Regions from separate parts of the Homo sapiens genome. Here region 1 is linked to region 2. A link is a loop called in an ENCODE intact Hi-C map of the cell type or tissue named here. Cell type or tissue: K562. All regions are shown on one strand. Each heading gives the region's core, and the rest is flanking DNA. Links, peaks and the distances in the headings are about the cores only. Region 1 overlaps FBN3 (fibrillin 3). Region 2 overlaps FBN3 (fibrillin 3).

The links. Peaks named below come from ENCODE experiments on the same cell type or tissue, not always from the same donor. Only the 100,000 strongest peaks of a DNase experiment are listed, where the experiment ranks them.
Region 1: it touches region 2 in a loop (4-fold over the local background); 2 of 110 quality-filtered maps call a loop at or near these places.

What each region holds. Positions count from the first base shown.
Region 1 is chr19:8,133,318-8,148,489 of GRCh38, forward strand. It overlaps FBN3 (fibrillin 3), which reads right to left. Exons shown (of 64, transcript NM_032447.5): 2 at 13,997-14,180; 3 at 13,787-13,869; 4 at 12,810-12,908; 5 at 12,526-12,621; 6 at 11,560-11,655; 7 at 8,623-8,820; 8 at 8,400-8,525; 9 at 5,095-5,247; 10 at 4,824-5,006; 11 at 3,071-3,214; 12 at 2,873-2,992; 13 at 2,644-2,769. The coding sequence starts at 14,163. Among named protein-coding and RNA genes, the nearest start is that of FBN3, 8.7 kb to the right of the region's middle. RefSeq lists enhancers at 8,094-8,595, 9,900-10,444, 13,490-14,461, 14,462-15,172. In K562, for the core only: a CTCF peak has its summit at 12,765; a DNase peak (open chromatin) is centred at 12,774; H3K27me3 peaks cover 2,775 bases.
Region 2 is chr19:8,079,612-8,094,783 of GRCh38, forward strand. It overlaps FBN3 (fibrillin 3), which reads right to left. Exons shown (of 64, transcript NM_032447.5): 47 at 14,835-14,954; 48 at 11,854-11,979; 49 at 10,488-10,640; 50 at 10,283-10,348; 51 at 9,934-10,059; 52 at 8,449-8,568; 53 at 8,214-8,336; 54 at 7,466-7,600; 55 at 6,589-6,714; 56 at 5,752-5,958; 57 at 3,636-3,761; 58 at 1,747-1,869; 59 at 1,392-1,508. Among named protein-coding and RNA genes, the nearest start is that of CCL25, 34 kb to the left of the region's middle. RefSeq lists a silencer at 13,561-13,761. In K562, for the core only: no CTCF peak of the experiment used is centred there; DNase peaks (open chromatin) are centred at 5,936, 6,680 and 10,780; H3K4me3 peaks cover 834 bases.

The sequences.
Region 1 (15,172 bases), core at 4,817-12,816, 55 kb after region 2:
CTGCAATACAGTAGGTGCTGCATAAATAATTGCTCAAAGCTGAATAAACGTGGTGGTTTTTGCACAACATTGGAAATTTATTAAATATCAGTGAATTGTTCATTTTAAAATGTTTAAATATTTTTTAAAAGACAACAATTTTTTTTTTTTTGAGACAGAGTCTCGCTCTGTCGCCCAGGCTGGAGCACAGTGGTGTGATCTCAGCTCCCTGCAACCTCCGCCTCGCGGGTTCAAGCGATTCTCCTGCTTCAGCCTCCTGAGTAGCTGGGATTACAGGCATGTACCACCACGCCCGGCTAATTGTTTTTGTATTTTTAGTAGAGACGGGGTTTCACCATGTTGGCCAGGCTAGTCTTGAACTCCTGACCTCGTGATAAGCCCGCCTCGTCCTCCCAAAGTGCTGGGATTACAGGCGTGAGCCACCGCGCCCAACCTCTTGTTCACTTTTAAATGATTAAATTTAGGTTGTGTGAATCTTACTTCAATTTCATAAAAAGGAAATGGAAATAAAGTTAGTAAGACCATGGTCTAATTTAATGGAAGGTGGCAGGGGCAGAAATGAGTTGTTTTCCAAAATGTCAGTTTTAAACAATAAAGGACTGAACATACATTTAAAAAAAAAAATGTGGCTGGGTGCGGTGGTTCACGCCCGTAATCCCAGCACTTTGGGAGGCCGAGATGGGCAGATCACGAGGTCAGGAGATCGAGACCATCCTGGCTAACATGGTGAAACCCCATCTCTACTAAAAATACAAAAAAAAAAAGAAAAAAAAAATCAGCCGGGCGTGGTGGTGGGTGCCTGTGGTCCCAGTTACTCGGGAGGCTGAGGCAGGGGAATGATGTGAACCCGGGAGGTGGAGGTTGCAGTGAGCCAGGATCACGCCACTGCACTCCAGCCTGGGTGACAGAGTGAGACTCCATCTCAAAATAAATAAATAAATAAAATAAATAAATGCATGAAATGCCACCACAAAAATATGCACATGAGCATTCACAGAAGCATTATGCCTAACAGCAAAAAGTGAAAACGAACCAGTGTCCTACTGAATGGATCGACACACTGTGGTCTATTCATGTAATGGAACATTATTCGGCCATGAAAAAGAATGAAGAAGCCAGGTATGCTGGCTCATGCCTGTAGTCCCAGCTACTCAAGTGGCTGAGGCGGGGACATTGCTTGAGCCCCCCAGGGCCCCTCCCTGGGGTGTGGGAGGCAAAGAAGCTGTGGTTGTCTGTGGCTGTGTTTGCTTGCATATTAGTCTGTCTGCTGGGATATGAGTTAAAGTCCAGCCTAGGCAACACAGTGAGACCCAATCACAAAAAAATAAATACATGGCCGGGCGCAATGGCTCACGCCTGTAATCTCAGCACTTTGGGAGGCCAAGGCGGGCGGATCACCTGAGGTCAGGAGTTCGAGACCAGCCTGGCCAACATGGTGAAACCCCATCTCTACTAAAAATACAAACGTTAGCCGGGCACAGTGGCGCACACCTGTAATCCCAGCTACTCAGGAGGCTGAGGCAGGAGAATCACTTGAACCCGGGCAGCAGAGGTTGCAGTGAGCCAAGATGGCACCACTGCACTCCAGCCTGGGAGATAGAGACTCAAAATGAATAAATGAATAAATATATAAATAAATATAAATATATATATTTTACATATATATATATATATTTTTTGAAACAAGGTCTAGGTCTGTCACCTAGGCTAGAGTGCAGTGATGCAATCACAGCTCACTGCAGCCCCGAACTCCTGGGCTCAAGTGATCCTCCTGCCTCAGCCTCCTGAGTAGCTGGGACTACAGGCACCTGCCACCATGCCAGGCTAATTTTTGGGTTTTCTGTAGAGACAGGGTCTTGCTGTGTTGCTCAGGCTGATCTTGAACTCCTGGCCTCAAGCGATCCTCCTGCCTTCCAAAGTACTGGGATTACAGTTGTGAGCCACCAAGCTTGGCATAAAAAAAAATTTTTTTTTTTTTGAGACTGAGTCTCTCTCTGTCACCCACACTGGAGAGCAGTGGTGTGATCTTGGCTCATTGCAGCCTCCGTCTCCTGGGTTCAGGCAATTCTCCTGCCTCAGCCTCCCGAGTAGCTGGGATTACAGGTGTCTGCCACCACGCCCAGCTAATTTTTTTGTATTTAGTAGAGATGGGGTTTCACCGTGTTGGTCAGGCTGGTCTCGAACTCCTGACCTCGGCCTCCCAAAGTGCTGGGATTACAGGCGTGATCCACTACACTCGGACTTCTTTTTTTTTTTAGGAGATGGAGTCTCGCTCTATCAGCCAGGCTGGAGTGCAGGGGCACGATCACAGCTCACTGCAGCCTCAACCTTTTCAGCTCAAGAGATTCTCCTGCCTCAGCCCCGCAAAGTGCTGGGATTACAGGCATAAGGCACCAAGACTGGCTCCAAAAGGTCCTTTTTTGTGATTCACGGAATAAATTCAGGAAGGAGGAAATGAAGGGGAGAGTCAGGGTGGTCAGGGGATAAGAAGAGTCTCAGGTGGGCTGCTGGGTTCAGAGGTGAGCAGAGGAGACGTCGTAGGGAGGGAGGTGGGTTTGGGGGCACAGTGAAGATTTGAGGTGGCTGTAAAAGGCAGCTAGTGGGGCCCGGAAGCCCCTGCCCACCCGCCCACCCCCAACTCACCCACACAGTTCTTGCCGTCAGGGCTGAGCTCGAAGCCTGCATTGCAGACACACTGGAAGCTGCCCTCTGTGTTGACACAGCGGCCCAGGTGACAAAGGCCACCACTGACAATGCACTCGTCCACATCTGCGGGGAAGGCAGGCGGGCAGTCAAGAGGTGCTCCCCACCCTCCAAGCCTGGGCCAGAACCCCCAACAACATCACCCCTACTCTTGGATGGACAGCCGTACCCACGCATGCCTGCCTGGTGGGCGTGGCCTGGAAGCCCGGGTAGCACCGGCAGTGGTAGGTGCCGGGGATGTTGACGCAGTCACCGTGGTGGCAGGGGCTGCTGGTGCATTCGTCTACATCTGAGGGGAGAGGACCCTGAGCCCTAGCACGAGCAGGGCAGTGAGAACCGCCCCCCCTTCCACCTGGCCGCGGCTCACCAATGCACTCGCCGCGCACGTCCTGGGTGTAGCCCACGTTACACTCGCAGCGGTAGCTGGAAGGCGTGGGCAGGCAGCGGCCATTCAGACACAGGTTGGTGAAGTGTCGGCAGATGTCAATGGTCTGGTTCAGGGTAGCAGTGCCTACGGGTGGGGCCGGCAGAGGCATCTGAGCAGTGGCTGGCCCCGCCCCAGTCTGGAGCCTGGGCTTCACCTCTCTAGGCCCAGATACCCCCTCTAAGGCTGGGACCCTGCCCTGGCTCAGATCCTGCCCTCTTTCTCATGGAGAGTCCTGCCTTAGATTCAGAACTCCAACCTGGGATCTAGATCCCTCCAACCTGGGACCTAGATCCCTCCAACCTGGGCCTGGATCCCTCCAACCTGGGGCCTGGATCCCTCCAACCTGGGCCTGGATCCCTCCAACCTGGGGTCTAGATACCTCCAACCTGGGGCCTGGATCCCTCCAACCTGGGACCTGGATCCCTCCAACCTGGGCCTGGATCCCTCCAACCTGGGGCCTGGATCCCTCCAACCTGGGCCTGGATCCCTCCAACCTGGGGTCTAGATACCTCCAACCTGGGGCCTGGATCCCTCCAACCTGGGGCCTGGATCCCTCCAACCTGAAGCCTAGATCCCTCCAAACTGGCACCTCGATCCCTTCAACCTGGGACCTGGATCCCTCCAACCTGGGGCCTAGATCTCTCCAACCTGGTGCCTAGATCCCTCCAACCTGGAACCCAGATTCCTCCAACCTGGTGCCTAGATCCCTCCAACCTGGAACCCAGATTCCTCCAACCTGGGGTCTAGATCCCTCCAACCTGGGGCCTAGATATCTCCAACCTGGGGCTTAGATCCCACCAACCTGAAGCCTAGATCCCTCCAACCTGGGACCTGGATCCCTCCAACCTGGGCCCTAGATCCCTCCAACCTGGGGCCTTAGATCCCTCCAACCTGGGGCCTTAGATCCCTCCAACCTGGAGCCTAGATCCCTCCAACCTGGAGCCTAGATCCCTCCAACCTGGGGCCTAGATCCCTCCAAAATGGAGCCTTAGATCCCTTCAATCTGGAGCCTAGATCCCTCTAACCTGGTCCCAGAGATGCCCAGACTCCCACTCTGGGCCCAAATCCTCATTATGGGGCAAGAACCCACCCCAGGCCTAAATCCTACATGACAGACCCCCACACCAGGCCCAAACTCCCCACCCAAAGCCCGAACTCTGACTTATTTATTTATTTATTTATTTATTTATTTATTTTTAGAGACAGGGTCTCACTCTGTCACCCAGGTTGGAGGGCAGTGACACAATCACAGCTCACTGCAGCTTCCAACTCCTGGGCTCCAGCAATCCTCCTGCCTCTTCCTCCTGAGTGGCAGGGACTACTGGTGGGCATCACCACACCTAGCTAATTTTCAATTTGCTGTAGAGACAGGGTCTTGCTATGTCACCCAGGCTGGTCTCGAACTCCTGGCCTCAAGTGATCCTTCCACCTCGGCCTCCCAAAGTACTGGGATTATAGGCATGAGTCGCTGTGTCCAGCCCAAAACCTAACTCTGAGGACCAGATTCTCCAGTTACCTCCATCCCCATCCACTACTAGCACTGTCATCCCTACTAGCCAGGCCAGGAGTTCCCCCTCCAAAGCCCTAACCCTCTCTCTGAGGCCTGGACACCGTCCCCTGTTTGGAGCTCTCTCCCCAGATCCAGGACCATCCTTCAAGTCTTGGAATGTTCCTCCCAAGCCCCAGGCCTCACCAATATTAGAGTTGCCAGGGCCCAGGCTGGGGATCCCACGCGCATCAGAGCCATGGGGGTTGAGTCGCGCTGGCCCAAGAGGGGGACCCATGCCATTGGATCCGAAGCCCAGGAGGCCAGGGAAGAGGCCAGGGTGGCCGGGTAGCAGCGGCAGCCGCTGGGCGCACAGTTGCTGGAATTCATCTGCAAGGAAGCAGGGTTGAGGCCAGGCCCTTGGCCCTCCCCTGTCCCCTCCTCACCCACAGCCCTGCAGGCTGCAGCTCTTACTCACTGGAGCCCCGAGGAGGACACAGCTCAGGGACCGGGCCAGCTGCCCAGCACCTGCCCCTGTCACAGCAGCACTGCCTGCGAGTGTAGTGGCCGGCGAGGTCTCCAGCACAGCGGCCCCCGAAAAGCACTGAGAAGCAGGCGCCGGCCCGGTAGTCTGCAAAAGATCAGAGGGTGAGCCCATGAGCACAGGACATCAGTGACCAGACCTGGATCCAAATTCCAGCTGTAGCAGCACTGCCTGTAGGACGGGTCTGTTTGCCGCTCTGTGCCTCAGTTTCCTCTCCATAAAATGGGGATGCTTGGAGCATCCACCTCACCCGGGAAAAGTATTACCTGGATGAAAAGTCTGACATAGTCCAGATGCAGTAGCTCACACCTGTAATCCCAGCACTTTGGGAGGCTGGGGCGGGAGGATCTCTTAAGGTCAGGAGTGCAAGACCAGCCTGACCAACATGGCGAAACCTCATGTCTACTAAAAATACAAAAATTAGCCAAGGGTGGTGGCAGGCACTTGTAATCACAGCTACTTGGGAGGCTGAGGCAGGAGAATCACTAATTGCTTGAACCCAGGAGACAAAGATTGCAGTGAGCTGAGATCATGCCACTGCACTCCGGCCTGGGCAACAGAGCGAGACTCCGTCTCAAAAAAAATAAAGGGCCGGGCGCAGTGGCTCACGCCTGTAATCTCAGCACTTTGGGAGGCTGAGGCGGGTAGATCATGAGGTCAGGAGTTCAAGAAGAGCCTGGCCAACATGACGAAACCCAGTCTCTACTAAAAATACAAAAATTAGCCGGGTGCGGTGGCGCACACCTGTAATCCCAGCTACTTGGGAGGCTGAGGCAGGAGAATCACTTCAACCTGGGAGGCAGAGGTTGTAGTGAGCCAAGATTGTGCCACTGCACTCCAGCCTGGGCCACAGACCAAGATTCCGCCTCAAAAATAAATAAATAAATAAATAGAAAAGTTTGACATATGGCCAATGCTCGCTCAGTGCCATCTCTTGTTACCAAGATTCCAAGTTATCGCACAGAGGTAGTGAGCTCCCCGTCGCTGCAGGCATCCAACCACACTAAGGAAGACCCATTGGCGGGGAAGGACTACCCCAGTGGGATACCAGGCAGGGACACGGAGATCTGCAGCTGTGTGTCTTTGCTTGCTGGCTTCAGGCATTATGCAGAAGCCTACGAGACTGTGAATTTCAGAGAGGGGCCCCAAGGAGTCGAGGGGTGGATTGACGGCTACAGCCCCCGGGGTGACTGAGGCAGACAGGCTCCCCAGGTATGAGAACCACCAACACTCTTCCACTTCCCACTGCGCCCTCAAGGTCAATGGCTTTATGCAGCGATCAGATTTCTCAGGCTCTGGCTTAAAGAGCATATTTTTAGGCTTAAAAATGCACAAACCTTGGCTGGTGGCCCACAGTTTAAAAAACTCCTCCCAGCAGCTGGGAGGGCCACTGAGAGCCACCCCTGACCTGCCCCGAGCTGGGAAAACATGCAAATGTTTCTACCTCCCTGGTCCCCTCCCCTTGCACCTGGGGGCCCCCCAGGTACGTGCGTGGGAGTCAGGGTTTTTCGTTCTCAGCCTTATCATAGCCCCTCAAAGGGGACTGGGCCTGCCCAGACGAGGAGAGATCAACAGACTCCTCCAAAGTCACACAGCTGCAAAAGCAAGAGGAGGACGGGAAACTCGATTTCCCAATCTCAGGGGACCCAACAGGCAACAGTCCCTCAAGCAAGAGAGACAGAATATAAGAATTTCAACAAAAATGCTCAGCCACAGTGGCTCATGCCTGTAATCCCAGCACTTTGGGAGGCTGAGGCGGGTGGATCACCTGAGGTCAAGAGTTTGAGACCAGCCTGGCCAACACAGTGAAACCCCGTCTCTACTAAAAATGCAAAAATTAGCCGGGCATGGTGGTGGGTGCCTGTAATCCCAGCTACTGGGGAGGCTGAGGCAGGAGAATCACTTGAACCCCGGAGGCGGAGGTTGCAGTGAGCCGAGATCGTGCCATTGCACTCCAGCCTGGGGGACAGAGTAAGAATGTGTTAAAAGAATTTTAACAAAAATGATCCTGTCATTGCTGTAAGTACATACTGTGAGCTAAGTGGCCACAGCCCCAACATTACCTGGTGTCCATGAATGTGTATTAAGTATCCTCTAGGTACCAGCCCTCTGCAAATTACTCCCCAAATGATATCTTACTCAATCTTCATTGAGCTAGGTACTGCTATTATCTACCATTTTACAGATGGGGAAACTGAGGCACAGAGCGGTTAAGTCACTTGCCCAAGGCCACAGGGTCTGTGAGCAGCTCTGGGTGGGAGCCCCAGACTGATTCCAAAGCCTATGTTCAGAGGCTGGTTTGTCCAATCCAAGGACTGGTCTTTAGCAGCTGAGAGAGGACCCCCCGCAGTCCAGGGGATGTATCCACAGCTACCCCCAATGCCAGCTGTGATGGCCCCCAGTGGTGGAGACCTAGAAAGTCTGGAGTTGGCCAGCCGGGCGCGGTGGCTCACGCCTGTAATCCCAGCACTTTGGGAGGCCGAGGCGGGCGGATCACGAGGTCAGGAGATCGAGACCATCCTGGCTAACACGGTGAAACCCCGTCTCTACTAAAAAAATACAAAAAAATTATCCGGGCGTGGTAGCGGGCGCCTGTAGTCCCAGCTACTCGGGAGGCTGAGGCAGGGGAATGGCGTGAACCCAGGAGGCGGAGCTTGCAGTGAGCCGAGATCGCGCCACTGCACTCCAGCCTGGGCGACAGAGCGAGACTCCGTCTCAAAAAAAAAAAAAAAAAAAAAAATTAGCTAGGCGTGGTGGCGTGCGCCTGTACTCCCAGCTACTTGGGAGGCTGAGGCAGGAGGATCTCTTGAACTGGGAGGCAGAGGTTGCAGTGAGCTGAGATCACACCACTGCACTCCAGCCTGGGTAACAGAGTGAGACTCTGTCTCAAAAAAAAAAAAAAAAAAAAGAGAGAGACAGACAGCTGAACAAGGGGTCTCTCTCCTACCCACTCTCTCCCGCTCCAGCCCCTCGGTTCACTCAGGCAGTGGGTGCCATCCAGGCTGCTGGCAAAACCTTGGGAACAGGTGCACACGTAGCTCCCGACAGTGTTGGTGCAGTCACCCCCAGAACAGAGGCCGGACAGGCTGAGACACTCATTCACATCTACATAAACAGGGACAAGGTCAGAACTGGGCACCTCACCAGCCTGACCCCTCTGCCTTCCTGCAGGGGAGCCTGAGCCCCCCAGGTCATGAGTCACAGAGGAGGTCTCAGGTTGTCCCCCTCCAGTCACCCACCTTCACATGCGGCGCTGCTGTCACTGAGCCGGTGTCCAACTGGACAGCGGCAATGGAAGGAGCCCACCATGTTGACGCAGCTGCCTCCCTGGCACAGGCCTGGCACAGCCTGGCACTCATCCACATCTGCAAGGACAAAGCCCGGCAGGGGAGTGAGAGGCCCATCGGAGGGAAGAACCAAGGCAGCTAAGGCCTCCCACTCAGCCCTGACCCCACTATTCACCTTGGCAGGCCCCCGTGTGGATATTGGGGATGAAGCCGCGGCGGCAGGGGTGTGGCTGTGCAGGGCAAAGTTCACATGGAAGGCCCCAGGCACGGCCCACAGTGGCACAGCAAAGTGCCTTGGTGCACACGAGGCCCGTCAGCTGATGCTGGCACCCCTCGGGGCCTACTTGGCCAAAGCAGGGTCCCGTCCGGTAATCTGCAGGGCAGACAGATGTGGGTACCTGGCTGAGGGCTGCCCCTGTCTGGAGATCTCTGCGTCTCTAACACCTTCTCAGCGGCCCCTGCACCCACAGACCAGGCTTTACTTATGCTGCTCCCTTACTAAATAGAATATCTTTCCTCCCCTTTCCCTACCTAACGAACTCCTATTCACCCTTCAAAACCCTTTTTCTTCAAAGCATTTCCTGACCAACTTCCAAGAGACCAGCACCTCCAAGCCAATAAAGCTCAGGGCCTGTGTGAACACCCTGTCTGAACTGATGGGACTCCTTCCCCAGGCCTATCCTCCCTTCAGGCCTGGGCAGGGACCCACGGATGCCCAGCTAAAAAGCATGTCTAGTCCTTGAGCACACGCCTGGCCCTGCCATATCGCCCAGATTTGGGGAAGGATCTGTTATCTGCCTAAATTCTCTGGACCCCCAACATCACATCCCCAATCCCCATCAGGCCCAGCCCAAGGTGACCGCATTGGTTCCCCCAACCCCAGTACATGAGCCCAGATGTGACTTCTTGGCTCTCTTCTCCCAGATGTTTCCAATAAAGGAGTTAGCTCTCAAACAAGGGCAGCCGCTCCCAAGAGAAGAAGCCAAACTCACCCCCAACTCAGGCCCCGTAAGGAGGAGGGGCTTCACAGAGACCCCCACCCCCCAGCTGTCCTGATGCCCCAAGCCAAAACGTAATTCCTGGCAGCTCCCCCACTCCCCCTCCCCCTCACTCTTCTGCCACCCAGAGCTTGGCCCGCCTCCAACAAGCCCATGTTCTAATTCTGCAGTTTCCAGAAGCCCACCCTCAAACCCAGGTCACTTCCCCAGCCCCTCCAGCTTCTAGTCCCCGGGTCGTGCCCATCCTCACCTTCCTGGGCTGAAACACCACATTAGGCACCCAGATGCCTCTGCATCTGAAAATCTCACAAGCCTGGATGTCCCTGACGCCACCCACTCCGGTTCTCTTTCTCTTTCTCAGCCTCCTGTGGGCTCGGTTTTTTCTGTCCAGGCTTAAATGCCCAGGTGGCTGTCTCTGCTGGCCCTTCCTTCTCTCACGGGGATCCTCAGCGGCACCCTGGGCTTCAGTCCCCATGGATGGGGCAGCCCACGCCGCCATCTCAGCCCCAGGCCTGAGTGTCCAGCTGCTTCCCAGACAACTTGCAAGTCCCTCGGCCAACACTGAGCTCAGAGTCCTCCTCCTCCCTGCCAGGGTGCGCCACTACCTTCCCTCCAGTTTTCACCAGGTCTTGGGTTCATCCTGACTCCCTCCTTCTTCTCTCCCCGTCCCTGCCACACCTCACTGCTCACAAGAAAGACATCACTGTGTCCGTTCTCCTTTTTTCTTTTCTTTTCTTTTTTTTTTTTTTTTTGAGACAGGGTTTCGCTCTGTCTTCCAGGCTGGAGTACAGTGGTGCGATCTTGGCTCACTGCCTCCCAGGTTCAAAAAATTCTCATGCCTCAGCCTTCCAAGTAGCTGGGACTACAGGCACGCGCTACCACACCCAGTTACATTTTTTTGTGTATTTTTAGTAGAGATGGCTTTTGCCATGTTGGCCATGGCTGGTCTCAAACTCCTGGCCTCGAGTGATCTGCCCGCCTCGGCCTCCCAAAATGCTAGAATTGCAGGCATGAGCCACAGTGCCTGGCCTCTTTTCTTTCTTTCTTTCTTTCTTTCTTTTTTTTTTTTAAGAGACAGAGGGTCTGGTTCTGTCACCCAGGCTGGAATGCAGTGGCACCACCACGGCTCACTGCAGCCTTGAACTCCTGGGCTCATGCAATCCTCCCACTTCAGCCTGAGACTACAGATATGCACCACCATGCCAGGCTAATTTTTTACTTTTTTTAGAGAGGGGGGGTGTCTCACTATGCTACCCAGGTTGATCTCAAACTCCTGGTACATCCACCCTCTTAATTTTGGTAACAACCTCTCAGCAGGTGACCCCACCTATCTTAGCCGTCTTAAAAATGGGATCATTTTTAAGAGTTAGGGTGACTGGGTGTGGTGGCTCATTTTGGGAGGCTGAGACAGGCAGATCACTTGAGGCCAGGAGTTCGAGGCCAGCCTGGCCAACATGGCAAAACCTCATCTCTACTAAAATTACAAAAATTAGCTGAGCGTGGGGATGCCTGTAATCCCAGCTACTCGGGAGGCTGAAGCGGGAGGATTGGTTGAACCTGGGAGGCAGAGGTTGCAGTGAGCCGAGATCATATCACTGCACTCTAGCCCGAAAGAGCAAAACTTTGTCTCAAAAAAAAAAGAGAGAATTAGGGTGCAATAAAGAGGGGGTTTGCCCATCTCATGAAGTCCAGTCCACCCTACCAGATCCAGCTGAGGGGTCCCCTCCTCCAGGAAGCCCTCCCTGACTCCCTTCCATGGAGCAGATGGTTTCTCTGTCCTTCACATGCTCCAGGGCTGCCCCAACCCTTGTCTTAGCCTTGACACCCCCAGATAAGAATCTTCTGCTTGCAGTTTCTTCTCCCTGCCCCTCAGACTGGCACATCCTCTCTCTTTCCTACCAGACTCCAACACAGGTGCTCGCTCAGAGCCAGTGAATAGCAGATGTTTTGGAGAACAGATGAGCAAATGAAAGAAATGTCCTCAGACTGCCCCAAATGCGGGAAGGAGGCCAGCTGGTTCCTTTCAAGGCCTGGCCATGTCTCAGGGACTTCCAGGAAACCCCCTTTCCTCCATCGAGTCCCCTGTCTACCTCCCACCCGCGCATGCTTGGTACCTCTCTCACATTGAGGTCCCATGAAGCCATACACACAGGCGCAGCGGTTGGGCCCAATGCAGCGACCCCCATTGTGGCAGCCGCGGTCACAGATGGCTGTGGAGGAGAGAGGGTGATGGCTGGAGGTCCCCCAGCAGCAGAGAGAGCTGGGGTTCACAGCAAGCCTGTCTTCACCCAGGAATCCCCAGGATCTGGCCCAGGTTGAATAAGACTGAGGCTGAGCTGAGTGGCTAGCGCCTGTAATCCGAGCGCTTTGGGAGGCCAAGGCAGGTGGATCACCTGAGGTCAGGGGTTCGAGACCAGCCTGTCCAATATAGTGAAACCCCATCTTTACTAAAAATACAAAAATTAGCCAGGCATGGTGGCCGGCTCTTTTAATCCCAGCTACTCAGGAGGCTGACACAGAAGAATTGTTCAAACCTGGGAGGCGGAGGTTGCAGTGAGCTGAGATGGTGCCACTGCATTCCAGCCTGGGCAACAGAGCAAAACTCCATCTCAAAAAAAAAAAAAAAAAAAAAAAAGGGCCGGGCACGGTAGCTCACGCCTGTAATCCCAGCACTTTGGGAGGCTGAGGCGGGCGGATCACGAGGTCAGGAGATCAAGACCATCCTGGCTAACACAGTGAAACCCCATCTCTACTAAAAATACAAAAAAATTAGTCAGGCAAGGTGGCGGGCACCTGTAGTCCCAGCTACTCGGGAGGCTGAGGCAGGAGAATGGCGTGAACCTGGGAGGCGGAGCTTGCAGTAAGCCGAGATCTTGCCACTGCACTCCAGCCTGAGTGACACAGCGAGACTCTGTCTCAAAAAAAAAAAAAAAAAAAAGAGACTGTGGCAATAAACGTCCCCTGCAATCTCCAGTCCAGGAAGAAGGAACCCTGGGCAGTGGGCAGGTGGCAGCAGAGACTAATACTCTGGGATCACAGTCCCAGGTGTGCAAAGAGGGGAGTCCCATGGGGATACTCACGCTGCCCACACACGGTGCCTGTGTAGCCCTTCTGACACAGACAGGACGCCCCCCGGCAGGTGCCCCCATTCATACAGCTCACACTGCACCCTGACCCTGGGGACAGGAAGGCAGGACGCATAGTAATGTGGAGATGGGCCCCGAGATGCCCTCCTAGGAAGGCTGCAGGACTAGGCATGCTCAGCCCCGCTCCTGTCCTTCAACAAAAGCAGCCCAGGCTCCTCGTGGCAACCAGAACCCTGTGAACTTCTTCTCCCTCCCGCAAGAGGCCGCTTCCCGCTCACCTCGGCTCACCCCGCAGCTGGGAGCCAGCGTCCCATCCGCACAGGTGCACAGGTTGGGCTGGGAGCAGAAGCCTTCACCGCAGGCGCGCCTACAGATGGCTGGATGAGTGCAGCGGGTGGCAGTCAAGACCAGGACCGAGCCTGGGCCGTCCCTGCTCCATTGGTGTCCGGGCTGGCCGGAACACCTCAGTGGACGCTGCTGGTCATCTGCATCCCCGGCTCTGCTCATAGCACACCCCACCCCTGTTTTCATGGGATGTCCCCCCACTCTCGGGCTGGGCTGGGCAGGGTGTGTGACCCAGGCTGTGGGTTGGGGACTCTGCTAGAGCCATGGGGAGAGAATGCTCTTTGGGCCAGAGCTGCTGAGCTGTGAGGACAGAGCTGGAGGTGCTGGGGTCCTGGATACTGAGGTTGGGTGTCTCCTGGGAAGTGGAGTCAGATTCCAGAGACAGAAACAGAAAGAGAGGGTGAGGCCAGAGAGAGACAAACAGAGAGAGACTCAGAGAAACAGAGAGAGAGAGAATCAGTTAGATAGAGAGACAGTAACCAACAGAGAGAGGCCAGGTGCAGTGGCTCACACCTGGAATCCTAGCACTTTGGGAGGCTGAGATGGGAAAATCGCTTGAGGCCAGAGTTTGAGACCAGCCTGAGCAACACAGAGACCCCCATCTCTAAAAATAATAATAATAAAGAAAAGAAACCAACAGAGAGAGACATGAGCAGAGATGAATAGAGAGAGGCAGAGACAAAGCAAGGGAACCAGAGAGACAGACAGACACAAGGAGGTTGTAGGGCAAAGGAAATGAACATGGCAGGTTGGCCTGGAACCCTGAGGACAGACGCAGATGCAAGGGCCATTCCTGTGGTTCAGCCAGAGGTCCCTGGCTAAGTCCCCGTGTAAACAGAGCTGAACCTGCAGGCAGGTAAGAGTGTCCCCGGCCTGTGCCCCCCCACCTCCAGACGGCGGTAGCACTCACGTACGACACACTGGCTCCTGCCAGGGAATGTCCTCCAGCCTGGACAGCAGTAGGCATGGAACCGGGAGCCGCACACATTCGGCCTTCGGGGACAGCGAGATGGGTCTGGTGAGCCCCTGCCCGTGTGGACATCCCCCCGGGTATTCCGCTGGCCCCAGGACAGCCCAATCCACACCGAAGGGGTCTCCCAGCATCCCAGGTACCACGCACCCCTGCAAGATGCCTGGGCTGCCCCGCCTCCGCACACGTCCAGGACCTGCAGCCTCCAAGGCCCCGTCCCAGCGGCCTTGGCCACCTGCCATGCACAACAGGGCCGACCAGGCCAGCAGGAGCCGGGCCAGGGGGCCCCTTGCCAAATACAGACCCTCCAGAGTCATGGCGTGTCCCCTGGAGGCTGCGGAGAGGAAGCAGAGTCAGCCCTAGATGAGCCCCCCACCCTAGCCATGGGGGACCCAACACAACGAGGAGGGCAGGGTGGTTGCCAAATGGGGCAGCCCCGGGGCCTCTGGGAGCCCAAGGAGGCATCCAGCCCCAACCGGGAAGCGGTGAACAGTCAGAGGAGGCTTCCTGGAGGAGGTGTGATGTTAGAGAAGGGTCTTGGGGCTGAGGGTGCACAGCCAAGGCAAGACGGGAGTGGGAAGTGGAAGGGAGGGGAGAGAGGGCCAGGTGGGGCCAGGTGGGGCCAGGCGTTGCAGGAGTGGGCATAGCAGTGTCATGCAGCTTTTGCTCATTCGTCAAGGACAATGAAGAGCCCTTGAAAAGCTTTGAGTGGGAGGAGCAAGGTCAGAAATGCATGTTAGGTGGTGTGGGGAAGGGCAGCAGGGTCCCGGGGGGGAAACAGGGTGTCAGAAGGCTGGGGGCTGTCCAGATGGGAGAGAGAGGAGAGGAATGGGAGGCTCATGTCGTGGGAGGTGGAGGGCATTGAGGAGATTCCCAAAGTTCTAGCTGGGACGGTGGAGCCCAGAGAGCGTCCAGGGTAGGAGGAAGATGGTAAGTCGTGGAAGGCAACAACCCCACTGTCCCTCTGTGACACAGATACCCCCACTCCTGCAATGCCTGGCCCCACCTGGCCCTGTGTCCCCTCGCCTCCACATCCCACGCCGGTCTTGCCTGGGCTGTGCACCCTTAGCCGCAAGACCCTTTTCTAACATCACACCTCCTCCAGGAAGCCTCCTCTGACTGTTCACTGCTCCCAGGTCAGGGCTGGATGCCTCCCTGGGCAGGGGGCCCAGGCAGGGGCTGGAACTTCCCAATGCAGAGAGTAACCCTGTGCCCAGCAGGGAAGGGACCGCTTCTGTGCCCATTTCACAGATGCACAAACTAAGGCCATCACACCATGAGTGAGGGGCTAAGCCGGAGCTTAAGCCCACGAAGAGAAGAAGGAGG
Region 2 (15,172 bases), core at 3,476-11,475:
GTTTTCGAGACAGAGTCTTGCTGTGTCTGAGTGCACTGGCACGATCTCGGCTCACTGCAATCTCCACCTCCCAGGTTCAAGTGATTCTCTTGCCTCAGCCTCCCAAGTAGTTGGGATTACAGGCGCCACCACCACACCCGGCTAATTTTTGTATTTTTAGTAGAAACGGGGTTTTGTCATGTTGGCCAGGCTGGTCTCGAATTCCTGGCCTCAAGTGATCTGCCAGCCTCAGCCTCCCAAAGTGATGGGATTACAGGCATGAGCTACCACACCCAACCACACCATTCTGTTAATTTCTTGTTATGTCTGCCTCTAGTCTTGATTCTGTGCTAGAAGGAAAGTTCCATGATGGAAGATCCCTGCCTTTTATGTTTGTTGCTGTACCCCCAGGGTCTATAACAGGGCCCGACAAACCATTTCTGTTTCTGTAACAGGCTCTGTCCCAAGACTCTTCTCTGCCAATATAGTGCAAAAGCAGCCACAGGTGATTGTAAGCAAGCGGGCTTGGCTGTGTGTCAATCAAACTTTATTAACAAAAGCAAGCAGGGGGCCGGGCTTGGCTGGCAGCCTGGAGTTTGCCACCCTTTGGTCTAGAGCACTGCCTGGTACACAGTAGGTGCTGTCTGGGCAGATTAGTGGGCGCGTGAAAGGGGCCACCCTTGACTAGGCTCTGCCTTTGGGGAAGATTGTGTTCCCTGGGGGCCACGAGACACTAAGAAACAATGATGGTAGCAGATGCCCTTGTGGCTTTAGCTGTTGAACTGATTTCCTCCTGGGACTATGTGAGACCTGGGATTTCAGGAGCGCTCTGGGGAGGCTCTGGGAGGGAGATCCAGCAGGGACTTGTCAGGGGGAAGGCAAGATGCCATAAGCCAAGGCGAGAGGGCCTCTCTCCTCCCAAAGGAGAGGAAGGAGGTTCTAGATGCCTCCAGGAAGCGAGCACTAAGGAAGTAACGACTTTGTTCTGATCACCCCCATGTCCCCAATGTCCAATACACACCGGGTGCTTGATACTATTTTTTTTGAGACAGAGTTTCGCTCTTGTTGCCCAGGCTGGAGTGCAGTGGCATGATCTCAGCTCACTGCAACCTCTGCCTCCCGAGTTCAAGCGATTCTCCTGCCTCAGCTTCTCGGAGTTGCTGGGATTACAGGCACCTGCCACCATGCCAGGCTAATTTTTTTGTATTTTTAGTAGAGACGGGTTTTCACCATGTTGGCCAGGCTGGTCTTGAACTCCTGACCTCAGATGATCCACCCGCTTCAGCTTTCCAAAGTGCTGGGATTACAGGCGTGAGCCATTGCGCCTGGCCAACTTGATATTTTTTTGGTGAGCAAAATAACTAATGCTGGGGTCATGGGTCACCTCCCGGTGAGGGGCAAGGGTCACTCACCGAAGCAGGCCTGGTGGTGCTGGGTGAAGCCGGGCGGACAGCGGCAGGTGAAGGCGCCCACAGTGTTGACACAGAGGAACTGACAGTTGTGCTGCCGGGAGGTGCATTCGTCCAGGTCTGCAGCACGGATGGTCCAGCAGGCTCAGGGCAGGGCCCAGTGGGGGATTAGGGGCTTCCCAGGGGCTGCCCTTGCCACCTCCAGGCAGAGGGGTGACAAGAGAAAGACCTCGGAGATGGTGCTTGACTCCATGCAGATGGGAGGGGGTGAGATTGCAGGGGACATGTCTTGGGCATCCCTTTGGGGCCCTAGACTGCATGCAGTGGTGGGAGTGGGGGAGAGTTGAAAGGACATCACCTTTGCAGGTCCTGCCATCCTCCTCCAGCAGGTAGCCTCGGGGACAGCTGCACAGGAAACTGCCCTTCGTGTTTTTGCAGAGGAAGGTACATGGCTTGGGGACCTGGCTGCACTCATCCATATCTGGGGAAGGACAGCGTGGGTAGTGGGGCGGGGTTAGACAGACATTCCCTGGGGGTGTTCAGGGACTGAGGTCTCCACCAGACCCCGACCATCTGAAATCTGTGGACTTACACAGGAATGAACACTTCTTTCTGCAAAAAGCCAGGTGGGAAATACATTTGGTTTTGCAGGCCACACCATCTCAGATACAACTACTCCATGTGGCCTTTGTACTAGCAAAGCAGCCATTGAGGGTAAGCAGACAAATGTGCATGGCTGTGTGCTAATAAAACTTTATTGACAAGAACAAATGGAGGGCCAGACTTGACCCTCGGGCTAGAGTTTTCTTCCCGCTGACTTAGATGTACGCTTGCTACAAAACACAACTGAAAAATATCAGGATGTGCAAAATAAAAGGAAGAAATAACAGCAGGAAAGTGGCCCAAACAGGGTGGGGGTGGGAGAACGAAAGGATCCTCCCTCCCTCCCTCCCTCCCTTCCTTGTTTCTCTCTTTCTTTCTTGAGACGGAGTCTCGTTTCATCACCCAGGCTGGAATGCGATGGCGCAATCTCAGCTCACTGCACCCTCCGCCTCCCAGGTTCAAACAATTCTCCTGCCTCAGCCTCCCAAGCAGCTGGGATTACAGGCACATAACACCTGGCTAATTTTTTTTCTTTTTTTCTTTTTTTTAGTAGAGACGGTTTCATGATGTTGGCCAGGCTGGTCTCAAACTCCTGGCCTCAAGTGATCCTTCTGCCTCAGCCTCCCAAAGTGTGCTGGGATTACAGGCGTGAGCCACCTCACTTGGCCTTCCTTCCCTTCCTTCCTCTCCCTTTCTCTCTTTCTCCCTTTCTCTTTCTTTCTTTCTGTTTCTTTCTCTTTCTTTTTGTCTCTCTCTCTTTCTTTTTTCTTTCTTTCTCTTCTTTCTTCTCTTTTTTCTCTTTCTCCCCTTTCTCTTTGTTTCTTTCTCTCTCTCTCTCTTCCTTCCTTCCCTTCCCTTCCTTCCTTCCTTCCTTCCTTCCTTCCTTCCCTTTCTTTCTCTCTTTCTTTCTTGACAGAGTCTCACTCTGTTGTCCAGACTAAACTGCAGTGGCATGATCTCAGCTCACTACAACCTCCACTTCCTGGGTTCAAACGATTCTCCTGCCTCAGCCTCCCGCGTAGCTGGGATTATAGGCATGCACCAGCACGTGCAGCTAATTTTCGTATTTTTAGCAGAGATGGGGTTTCACCATCTTGGCCAGGCTGGTCTTGAAATCCTGGCTTCAAATGATGTGCCCACCTTGGCCTCCCAAAGTGCTGGGATTACAAGCATGAGCTACTATGCCTGGCCTGTTTTTTTTTTTCTTTCTTTCTTTTCTTTTGTTTTTCATTTTTTAAGAGACAGGGTCTCACTCTGTCACCCAGGCTGGACTGCAGTGGCACAATCAGCTCACTGCAGCCTCAGACTCCTGAGCTCAAGCAGCCTCCCAAGTAGCTGGGGCTACAGGCGCATGTGGGACTACAGGCCACCATCCTGGCTAATTTTTTTTAGCGATGGGGTCTTGCTATGTTGCTATGGAACTCCTGGTCTCAAGTGATCCTCCCACCTCGACCTCCCAAAATACTGGGATTACAGTAGCGAGCCATCACACCTGGCCCTCAGTTGTCTGTATGGTTTGGGCACCACTTTGTAAATGAAAGCCTAACATTGCAAAGTGGAAAGTCTCAGGGAAGTTGAGTTCAGGGGCTGCACAGAAGGTGGCCAGGCTGGGCCAAGGGTGCAGGTGCAGAGGGCTGGGCTCACCCAGGCAGGTAGTAGCAGTAGCATCCGGTGTGTACCCGGCCTGACAGTGGCAGCGGAAGGAGCCAAGGCTGTTGATGCACTCCCCATGAGCACACAGGTGAGCAAGCATACGGCATTCATCTACATCTGGGAAAAAGTAGGGTGCAAATGGGGCTGGCTGGCTGCTTCGCGCCTCCACCGAGGAATGTCTCCTTCTCTCTGCCCAGCAGCCGTCTCCTCGGAGGAAAGTCCAGCCTCCCTTCCACACCGGCCACTGCACCCCAGCCCACGTGGACCCCATCCTCAGGCTGCGGATGACACCTGAGCCCGCAGGACACGCCCATGAAGCTTCCAGGGAAGGGGACTCACACCCACCCCTCCCCAGCCTCAACAGCGACACCTCCTCAGTGCACCAACATGCAGAACAGAGACACACAGTGCATGCAACATGATACACTAGCCACACACCTAGATGCTCCTGCAGAAACACGGGAACACACGCCAACACTCAGGGACTCCCGAGTCTCCCCCCAGCCACACCCCCAAAAAGCCATTTCCTCCCCAGTCCTACTATTTTTTCTTTTTTTTTTTTTTTGAGACAGAGTCTCGCTCTGTCGCCCAGGCTGGAGTGCAGTGACACGATCTCTGCTCACTGCAAGCTCCGCCTCCCGGGTTCACGCCATTCTCCTGCCTCAGCCTCCCAAGTAGCTGGGACTACAGGCACCTGCCACCACGCCCGGCTAATTTTTTGTATTTTTAATAGAGACAGGGTTTCACCGTGTCAGCCAGGATGGTCTCAATCTCCTGACCTCGTGATCTGCCCGCCTCAGCCTCCCAAAGTGCTGGGATTACAGGCGTGAGCCACCGCGGCCCTCCCCAGTCCTGTTGATGCCACTGCTGGTCACATGGATAACCCATCTCACTATCAGTGACACACTCAGTGAGACGCACTGATGTCCTTATGCTCGCTCACACGCAGACACTCACATACCTGCCCTTGTACACTCACCCAAGTCCACAACACACAGGCCGCTGGCTCCCTCTCACTGCCTTCTACTTCACAGATGAACATGGTGTATACTTCTCACCCAGCTGACACACACAGACACACACCAGCTCCCACGCAGTCCGGAACGAGCTCTCACTCACAAAGAACACACACTGGGCCGGGCGCGGTGGCTCATGCCTGTAATCCCAGCATTTTGGGAGGCTGAGGTGGGCGGATCACTTGAGGCCAGGAGTTCGAGACCAGCCTGGCCAGCATGGCAAAACCTCATCTTTACTGGCCATGGGAGAGCCAGCCTCTCCCACGGCCCCAAAGAGATCCTTTGGGTCTGTTAAGGCCCTCTTGCTTTTTATTTTTATTTATTTATTTTTTTGGGACAGAGTTTCTCTCTGTTGCCCAGGCTGGAGTGCAATGGCGTGATCTCGTCTCACTGCAAGCTCTGCCTCCCGGATTCAAGGGATTCTCCTGCCTCAGCCTCCCGAGTAACTGGGATTACAGACACACGCCACCAAATCCAGCTAATTTTTTGTATTTTTAGTAGAGATGAGGTTTCACCATGTTGACCAGGGTGGTCTCAAACTCCTGACCTCAGGTGATCCGGCCGCCTCAGCCTCCCAAAGTGCTGGGATTACAAGTGTGAGCCACTGTGCCCGGCCTATTTTTATTGCTTTTGGAGACGAGGTCTTGCTCTATCACCCAGGCTGGAGTGCAGTGGCACTATCTTAGCTCATTGCAGCCTCAAATTCCTGGGCTTAAGCAATCCTCCTTCTTCAGCCTCCCAAAGTGCTGGGATGACAGGTATGCTACTGGGAGGCAGAGGTTGCAGTGAGCTGAGATTGCACCACTGCACTCCAGCCTGGGTGTCAAAGTGAGACTCTGTCTCAGAACACATACACACACATTGGCTCACACAACTGCTCCCTCAACCCCCCGAGTTCTTCCATGCATATGGTGCACACGTACTGGTTCTCATATCTGCTAGCACAAAGACACACACACACACACACACACACACACACACACACAGTGTGGCTCACACATTCCAGCACCTGCTGCAGTACAGACACATGACCCTGAGCAAACTCCCCCGTTTCTTGCCTCCCTGGGGGTCCTGAGGGCATGGGCACCCACCTCGGCCCTCAGCAGTGTAGCCTGAGCCATGGGGGCACAGCTTCCTGTAGGCAGAGGTGCCGGGCAGGGGACAGAGCTCGCAGCGGGGCCCCCAGCCCCGGCCACCCCCACAGCAGCACTCGGCCCTGGTGACAGCCTCACTGCTGCTGGACAGAGACCGGCACATGGTCTGCAGCACCTCGGCAAAGCAGGGCCCCTGCCGGATGTCTGCAGAGAACAATGGGAAAGACAACGGTCACTCCAGGAGGCTGGTTTGGGGGCAAAGACTGAGCTTGCTTTGGGGCAAGCTGTATTTTGGGGGTGTTGGGGACAGGGGTGTCCAGGAGGGAGTTGGATACACAGGACAGATGGCCCTAGTGGGTCACCGGCTGGGGTTAGCTCCCCAGAAGTGGGAGATCTGGGGAAGGTTGGTTCCGGGGTGTGGCGCCAGTAAGTTGGAGGAGGCATGGAGGGAGCGTCCCGCTCTTCCAGTATTTAACAGAAGGGACAGAGGGAAGAGGGGCAGCAGGGGAGCACTGGACATGTGTGTCCGGATTAGCTCAGCAACCCCCTGGGTTGCCCGTCAGTGCCGCAGGCCCCGTCCCTGCCTTGGAGGGCTCCCAGACAGTGGGAGGGACAGGCAGTGGGAGGGACAGGCAGTGGGGGGACAGGCAGTGGGAGGGACAGGCAGTGGGAGGGACAGGCAGTGGGGGGAACAGGCAGTGGAGGGAACAGGCAGTGGGAGGGACAGGGAGTGAAGGGGGCAGGCAGTGGGGGGAACAGGCAGTGGGGGGGGACAGGCAGTGGGTGCCACATGGTAGGTGGTTGCAACCACTGTGCGTGTCCAGCCACACTCACCGTGGCACTCGGTAAGGGTGGGGCTGGGCTGGAATCCCTCATCACAGTCGCACCGGAAGCTGCCCGCGGTGTTGACACAGCGGCCGTTGACACAGAGGTCAGGCTGAGCGTGGCATTCATTGTCATCTGAGATGGGAGGGGTGAGGCAGGTGGGCGGGGAGGCCACAGGCAGCCAGCCTCTCCCACAGCCCCAAAGGGCCCCTTTGGATCTGCCCAGGCCCTCTTGCTTATTTTTATTTTATTTATTTTTATTATTATTATTATTATTATTTTTTGAGACAGAGTCTCGCTCCGTTTCCCAGGCTGGAGTGCAATTGCCTGATCTTGGGTCACTACAACGTCCACCTCCCGGGTTCAAGAAATTCTTCTGCCTCAGCTTCCCAAGTAGCTGGGATTACAGGTGCCCGCCGCCACGCCCAGCTATTTTTTTTTTTTTTTTTGTATTTTTAGTAGAGACGGGGTTTCGCCGTGTTGTCCACCCTGTTCTCAAACTCCTAACCTCAGATGATCCAACCGCCTTGGTCTCCCAAAGTGCTAGGATTACAGGCGTGAGGCACCGTGCCCAGCCTTATTTTCATTTTTATTGTTTTTGGAGATGGGGTCTCACTCTGTCGTCCAGGCTGGAGTGCAGCGGCACTGTCCTCCCACTGCCTGTCACCTCCACTACCTGTCCCTCCCACTGCCTGTCCCCCCCCACTGCCTGTCCCTCCCATTCATTGAAGCCTCAAATTCCTGGGCTCAAGCGATCCTCTCGCCTCAGCCTCCCAAAGTGCTGGGATGACAGGTATGAGTCACCGTGCCCGGTCCAACCCTCTTGCTTTGACCTCTCCCTTCCACAAGGAGTTTCCTGCACCCATGAAGCTCCAGTGCCCCATACCTGTGCAGCCCTCCCCAGAGCCAGGCAGGGGCCGCATGCCTGGGGGACAGACGCACGCGAAGGTACCGATGAGGTTCTTGCACTCCATGCCCCGGGCGTGGCAGTCCTGCTGACCATCTGCACACTCGTCCACATCTTCGGATGACCAGAGACAGATGGTCAGTCAAGGCCAGGCACCCTATGGCTGTGGGGACCTGGATTCCACCCTGCGTCAGCCCTGTGGGACCTGAGTGAGTTCCCTGCAGACCCTGTCAAATGTCTATCCCTCTTAGGAAGGGAGCCCCCAGCTCCTGCCCAGCCCCAGCCTCCAAGAAGCTGAGGGAATCAGGAATTGTCCCCCAAAGCTTGCATCCCCTGCCCATGTCAGGGTCTGTGAGTCTGCTCATGGCCCCTGGAACACTGACCCTGAAACAGCCCCAGAGACACTGAGTCCCAGACCAGGGTCTCCCACGCTTGACACTATGAACATTTGGGATAGGAAAGTTCTTTGCGGTGGGCGGCTGTTCTGTGTGCATTGCAGGATTTTTTTTTTTTTTTTTTTTTTTTTGAGGCGGAGTTTTGCTCTTGTCGCCCAGGCTGGAGTGCAGTGGCATGATCTCGGCTCACTGCAACCTCCGCCTCCCAGGTTCAAGCGATTCTCCTGTCTCTCAGCCTCCCAAGTAGCTGGGATTACAGGCGTGTGCCACCATGCCCAGCTAATTTTGTATTTTTAGTAGAGACAGGGTTTTACCATATTAGTCAGGCCTACCTCGACACATGGCCCCATCCTCCCGCAGGGTGTAGCCGGCTGGACAGGTGCACAGGTAGGAGCCCTCGGTATTGTGGCAGCGGAAGGCACAGAGCAGCGGGTTCAGGGAGCATTCGTCGATGTCTGGGGAGGCCAGTGGAGGTGCCAGCTGGGTAGGGACTGAGGGCGGGACCTCCACTCCCTCCCCCAGGCATCTCCGTCACACGGCCCAGGTCCTGGGCAAGCAGAGTTGTACCCTCGCAGGTCATCATGAGGCCAGGCTCAAAGCCGTCAGCACAGGCACATTCGAAGCCTCCGATGACATTGGTGCATGTCCCTTGCCCACAGGGGTGGCCGACAGAGCACTCGTCTGTGTCTGGGTGGGAGTAAGGGGGTGGTCAGCACCTGCAGAGGGTCCCCCATCCTCAGTAGCATCCCATCTGCCTGCCTGTTGACCACCACAGATCGGAGGGGGCCAGATCGAATGCACCTCTAGTCTGGCTATGGGGCAGGCAAGCGGTATGTGTTTAGTGAATGAATGAGTGAATGTGTGAGCAAGTGGGCAGGTAAAGGAATGCATGAGTGAGCAAGGGAGTGAGTGAATGAGCAAGAAGTGAATGAATGAGCCAGTGAATGAAGGAGTGATTAAACCAGTAACTGAAACTGAGGCAGGAGGGTCATTTGAGCCCAGGAGTTCCAAAAGAGCCTGGGTAACATAGCAAGACTTCATCTCTAAAAAACATATAAATGAGTAAGTGAATGAATGGTTAAATGAATAAGGGAATGAGTGAGTAAAGGGGTGAATGAGTGGGTGAATTACTGAGTGAGTGAATGGAGAAATCAGCAAGGAAGTGAATGAATGAACAAGAGGGCAAATGAGGAAACGAATGAGTGACTGAATAAGTGAGTGAAAGCATGAATGAATGAGCAAAGGAATGAGTGAGTAAATGAATAAATGAGTGATTGAATGGGTGAATGAGCAAGGAGACAAATGAAGGAACAAATGAATGAGTGAACAAACAAGCAAGTGAATGAATGAGGGAGCAAACGAGTGAATGAGTGAATGAGTAAATGAATGAGTGAGTGAATGAATGAGCCAGTGAATAAATGAGGTGTGAATGAATGAGGGAGTGATTGAATGAACAAGTGAATGAATGAACAAGCGAAGGAATGAGTGAGCAAAGGAGTGAATGAGTGAGAGAATTAGCAAGTGAATGAGTGAGGGGGCAAATGAGTGAATGAGTGAATAAGTGAGTAAATGAATAAGTGAGTAAATGAATAAGTGAGTGAATGAGCAAGTGAATGAATGACGTGTGAATGAATGAGGGAGTTAGTGAATTAATAAGTGAATGAATGAACAAGTGAAGGAATGAGTGAGCCAAGGAGTGAATGAGTGAGTGAATTGGTAAGTGAATGAATAAGGGAGTAAATGAGTGAGTGAATGAGTGAATGAATGAGAAAATGAGTAAGTGAGTGAGCAAGTGAATGAATGAGTCAGTAAATGAATAAGTGAATGAGTAAATGAATAAGTGAGTGAGTGAATGAATGAGCAAGAAAATGAGTGAGCAAGTGAATTAATGAGTGAATGAAGCACAGAGGGAGAAAAAGTGAATGGGGGAGAGAGGCAGTGGTTAAGGACAGGATCTCACCCACTGCCTGGGGGTGTCTTCCCTGCCCTGCTCTGCTCCTTCCTGTCCTGGGAGGGGCCTGGGACAGAGCTGGGGAAGGGCTGGCCACTCACCCACACAGTTGATGCCAGTGAAGTCCAGGCTGTAGCCAAAGGGACACTCACAGCGGAAGGATCCATCGGTGTTGACACAGACGCCGTTAGTGCAGACGCCAGGGTTCTCTGCACACTCATTCACGTCTGCGGATGGCAGGCGTTGCAGACATGGCTTCTGTCACCACACAATCGCCAGAGCCCTGGCCACACTCAAGGCCCCAAGGGGACAAAAGCCCAAGCCCCAGGCTGGCAGGGTCCAGGGCCACCCAGGCTCTCAGGGGGAGCCTGAAACTCAGAGACCCAGGCAGTGCGGAGATGGATCTGGGTGGCCCAGAAGGGGCTCTTAGCATGTGGGTGAGGGGCTCACCTTCTCGGGAGTCATCCGGGCCTGGGACTGCCCCGTGGCCAAAGGGGCAGAGCTCCTGAAAGGCAGCTGGACGGAGAGGGGGAGGGGAGTCAGAGTCAGGGCCTAGGTGCAGCCCCCAGGTGTGTGCAGGGAAGGATGAGAGAAGAATGAGAGAGGAAGGTGAGGGCACATCATCCAGGGAGCCTGGACAGGGGTGGGCACTCACCGCTGCCCTCCTGGGGACACAGTTCGCAGGGGTCTCCCCAGCCCTCCCCAGGCCTCTTACTGCAGCAGCAGCGGGTCTTGGTGGTGTTGAAAGCTTTGGGCACCGAGCACTTCCCAGCCTCAAAACGGGTGAAGCAGAAACTCTGCCGTGTGTCTGTGGGGTGGGGGCTCCATTACCCTGATTGAAAGCCGCTGGCAGTGCCCACCTGCCCCTGTGACCTCCCGCACCCCAGTCCTGGTGAATGGGTTGTGCTGATCCTGCCAGTGGCCAATCAGAACATGCCATGCCCCTGGTCATGGTGATTGGTTTGAGTATGGACATGTGACCTACTCTGGGCCAATGAGGATCTGCCCTGGGTTTTTAGTTGTTGTTGTTGGTGGTGGTGGTGGTTTTTTTTTTTTTTCAGATGGAGTCTTCCTCTGTTGACCAGGCTGGAGTGCAGTGGCACGATCTCAGCTCACTGCAACCTCTACCTCCCAGGTTCGAGTGATTCTCCTGCCTCAGCCTCCCAAGTAGCTGGGATTACAGGCATGTGCCACCACACCCGGCTAATTTTTGTATTTTTAGTAGAGACGGGGTTTCACCACATTGGCTAGGCTGGTCTCAAACTCCTGACCTCAGGTGATCAGCCTGCCTCAGCCTCCCAAAGTGCTGGTATTACAGTCATGAGCCACCGCCCCTGGCCTGCCCTGGGGTTTTGAGGGGACAGCTGGAATCCCACCCCACTTCATTGCTTTGGGGTGTTCTCATGCCAGGAAGAAAGATCAAACTTGGTGGTTACTCTTGGATCAAAAACCCCTTCCTGGAGAGGCAAAACGACTGATTCCAGAAAGCCCGAGGATCCAAACCCCCAATCCTTGGCTCTGGACACCTATCAAGTCCTCACCAGCAGGCTGGGGTCCCAGCCTCCCAGAACAGCAAATATTCGCTGAGGTGAACTGCATGCTCTGCTCTCACCCTTATTGCCCCTGACCTGTGAGAGAACAGGCTGGCTCAAGCTGGGTGAGGTTAGCCCACAGTAGACAAGGCTAGCCCAGCTGAAACGGAGCCAGCCCAGAGTAGTCTAGGCTAGCTCAAACTGGACAAAACCAGCCCATTGACAGCCTACAGTCATGTGACCAATACAAGGAAAACCTAAATAAGCACACACCTAGCTCAGAATGGACCAGGTTAGCCCTCCATAGACATGACCTCTATAGCCAAGAGGTTGCTGGCACTAGGATAACTCTGCTAATGCAAACAGACACCTCTGCCTGGTCAGAGCTCCCAAAGGGTCACACAAGAAACCACAGCCCTCTTTTCTGGGCAATCTGACCCTTCCCCGCCCCACTTCCCACCCTCTTCCCTAAGCCCTGTGTGGACTTACCAAAGCAACGGTGCCCATTGTCAGAGAGGACAAAGCCAGGTGGGCAGAGGCACTGGAAGCTCCCAGGGCTGTTGGTACAGGTGCCAAAGAGGCAGAGGTTGGGCTCCTCTGAGCACTCGTCGATATCTGGAAGGGCAGGGACATGAGCTGGGTGGGGGGCAAGTAGGACCTCCATCAGTGGGGAGAGGACTCAGCTGTGAGAAGGGACAGATGGAGTGCAGGTCCAGCCAGGGGCTGCAGTGGGGCTGGGGTCCTGAGAGCTCAGTATGAGCTTCAGCACGAGGTGGGCATTGTGTGTGCACGTAGGTCCTTCCCGGAAGGCATCTCCAGAGTAAAGGTCATGGTCAGGAATAGTTCATGATTGGAGACTGAAACTGCACATAGTACAACCTCTATGGAAAACAGTGTGGCGATTCCTTAAAGAACTAAAAGTAAGGCCGGGCGCGGTGGCTCATGCCTGTAATCCCAGCACTTTGGGAGGTGGAGGCGGGTGGATCACCAGGTCAGGAGATTGAGACTATCCTGGCTAACATGGTGAAACCATCTACTAACAATACAAAAAAATTAGCCGGGTGTGGTGGTGGGCGCCTGTAGTCCCAGCTATTCTGGAGGCTGAGGTAGGAGAATGGCATGAACCCGGGAGGCAGAGCTTGCAGTGAGCTGAGCTCATACCACTGCACTTGAGCCTGGGTGACAGAGCGAGACTCTGTCTCAAAAAAAAAAAACCAAAAAACTAAAAGTAGAACTACCATTCAATCCAGCAATCCTACTACTGGGTATCTACCCAAAGGAAAGTAAGTCATTATATGAAAAAGACACACGCACATGCATGTTTATAGCAACACAATTCACAATCGCAAAAATCTGGAGCCATCATATTTATAAATGCCCATCAGCCAACGAGTAGATAAAGAAAATGTGGTATATAATACACCATGGAATACTACTCAGCCACAAAATGGAACGAAATAGGCACAGTGGCTCACACCTGTAATCCCAGCACTTTGGGAGGCCAAGGCTGGTGGATCACTTGAGATCAGGAGCTGGAGACCAGCTTGGCCAACATGGTGAAACCCTGTCTCTACTGAAAATACAGAAATTAGCTGGGCATTGTGGCGGGGCGCACCTGTAATCCCAGCTACCAGGAGGGTGAGGCAGGAGAATCGCTTGAACCCGGGAGGTGGATATTGCAGTGAGCTGAGACTGTGCCACTCCAGTCTGGGTGACAGAGTGAGACTCCACCAAAAAAAAAAAAAAAAAAAAAAAAAAGGAACAAAATAATGTCCTTTGCAGCAACTTGGATGGGGCTGGAGGCCGTTATTCTAAGTGAAGTAACTCAGGAATGGAAAACCAAATATCGTATGTTCTCACTTATAAGTGGGAGCTAATCTATGAGGATGCAAAGGCATAATAATGATATAAAGGACTTTGGGGACCCCCAGGGAAGGATGGGAGGGGGGTGAGGGATAAAAGACTACATACTGGGTACAGTGTATACTACTTAGGTGACAGGTGCACCAAAATCTCAGAAATCACCACTGAAGAACTTATCCATGTAACCAAAAACCACCTGTTCCCCCATAACTATTGAAATTAAAATAAGAAAAAATAGAAAAAAAAAATTTAAACCTTAAAAAAAGAAAATTGCACAAAGCTAACTGAGACTGGATATATTTACCCTACACCGGACAGGGTTAACTCATGTTGTACTAAGCTAGCCCAAATAGAATAGATCAGAATAGGCCGGGCATGGTGACTCATGCCTGCAATCCCAGCACTTTGGTAGGCTGAGGTGGGAGGATCGCTTGAGGTCAGGAGTTTGACACCAGCCTGGCCATCATGGTGAAACCCCGTTTCTACTAAAAATACAAAAATTGGGCCTGGCGCAATGGCTCATGCCTGTAATCCCAGCACTTTGGGAGGCCAAGGCGGGCAGATCACGAGGTCAGGAGATCGAGAGCATCCTGGCTAACATGGTGAAACCCCGTCTCTACTAAAAATACAAAAAAATAGCCGGGCATGGTGGCGGGCGCCTGTAGTCCCAGCTATTTGGGAGGTTGAGGCAGGAGAATGGCGTGAACCTGGGAGGCGGAGCTTGCAGTGAGCCGAGATTGTGCCACTGCACTCCAGCCTGGGGGATAGAGTGAGACTCCGTCTCAAAAAAAATAAACAATTAGCCAGGCATGGTGATGAGTGACTGTAATCCCAGCTACTCAGGAGGCTGAGGCAGGAGAATCTCTTGAACCCGGGAGGTGGCGGTTGCAGTGAGCTGAGAGTGAGACTCCTCTCAAAACAAAACAAACAAAAAACAAACAAACAAACAAAACAAAACAACAACAAAAAAAGGATAGATCAGAAGAGCCCAGGCCAGACTGGTCCACGTTAGCTCAGGTTATACAAGGCTAGCCCAGATGGAAGCCTGGATCAGAGGTATTCAGGCCAGACTGGTTCAGGTTAGCCCAGGCTAGCCCATCTGCTCAAGCCAGACTGGTCCAGGTTAGACCACAGTGAACAAAGCAGCCCATCTGCTCAGCCCAGGCTGGTCCAGGTTAGCCCACACTCTCTGAGGCTAGTCCAAGTGGATAAATGGACCAAAGGAGATTAGGCCAGACTTGTTAGTCCAGACTGCATGAAATCATCTCTATGGGTGATTACACCGGTGAAGCTTAGGCCAGACTGGTCCTTGATCTCCAGTTAGCAAGTGAGGAGCTCTACATTTGGGTGCACTGAGAAACGGTGAGACCCCACACCCATGTCAATTTATAGGATTCATGAGGAAGCCTGTGGGCACTAGAGACAAAGTCCTGAGTGCAGAGTCCAGAAACAATCAGAATGACAATAATAGTTTATGAAGCTGTGTTTGACGCTGCGTTAAGTACATCTCCACCTTCATCACAACCCTAGCTGGTATTCCCATTTTATGGATGGAGAAAGAGAGGCACTCCCTGGCGCCAGAAACGGGAGTGGGGCTGGACACTCACCAATGCAGTGGTCACTCTGCACCTGGAAGCCAGGGGGACAGATGCAGCGGAAGGAGCCCTCGAGGTTCTGGCAAGTGCCGGGTAGGCAGGTTCCTGCAAGGCTGAGGCACTCATTGGTGTCTGTGAAAAGGAGGAAGAAAGGTCCTTGTGCCAGCCAGGATGCAGGGGGCTCACTTGGGACTGGGACCAACACCTGCAATCACTGTGTGATCACTGAGGGCCCCAGGACAAGCCCTCCCAGTGGCAATTCTGGCTCCAGGGCAAGGGCTGAGACTCAGGACGACAGGGACAGCTGGGGAAGGATTATCTGACTCTCGTGGGGTTATAGGTGGGGCAGA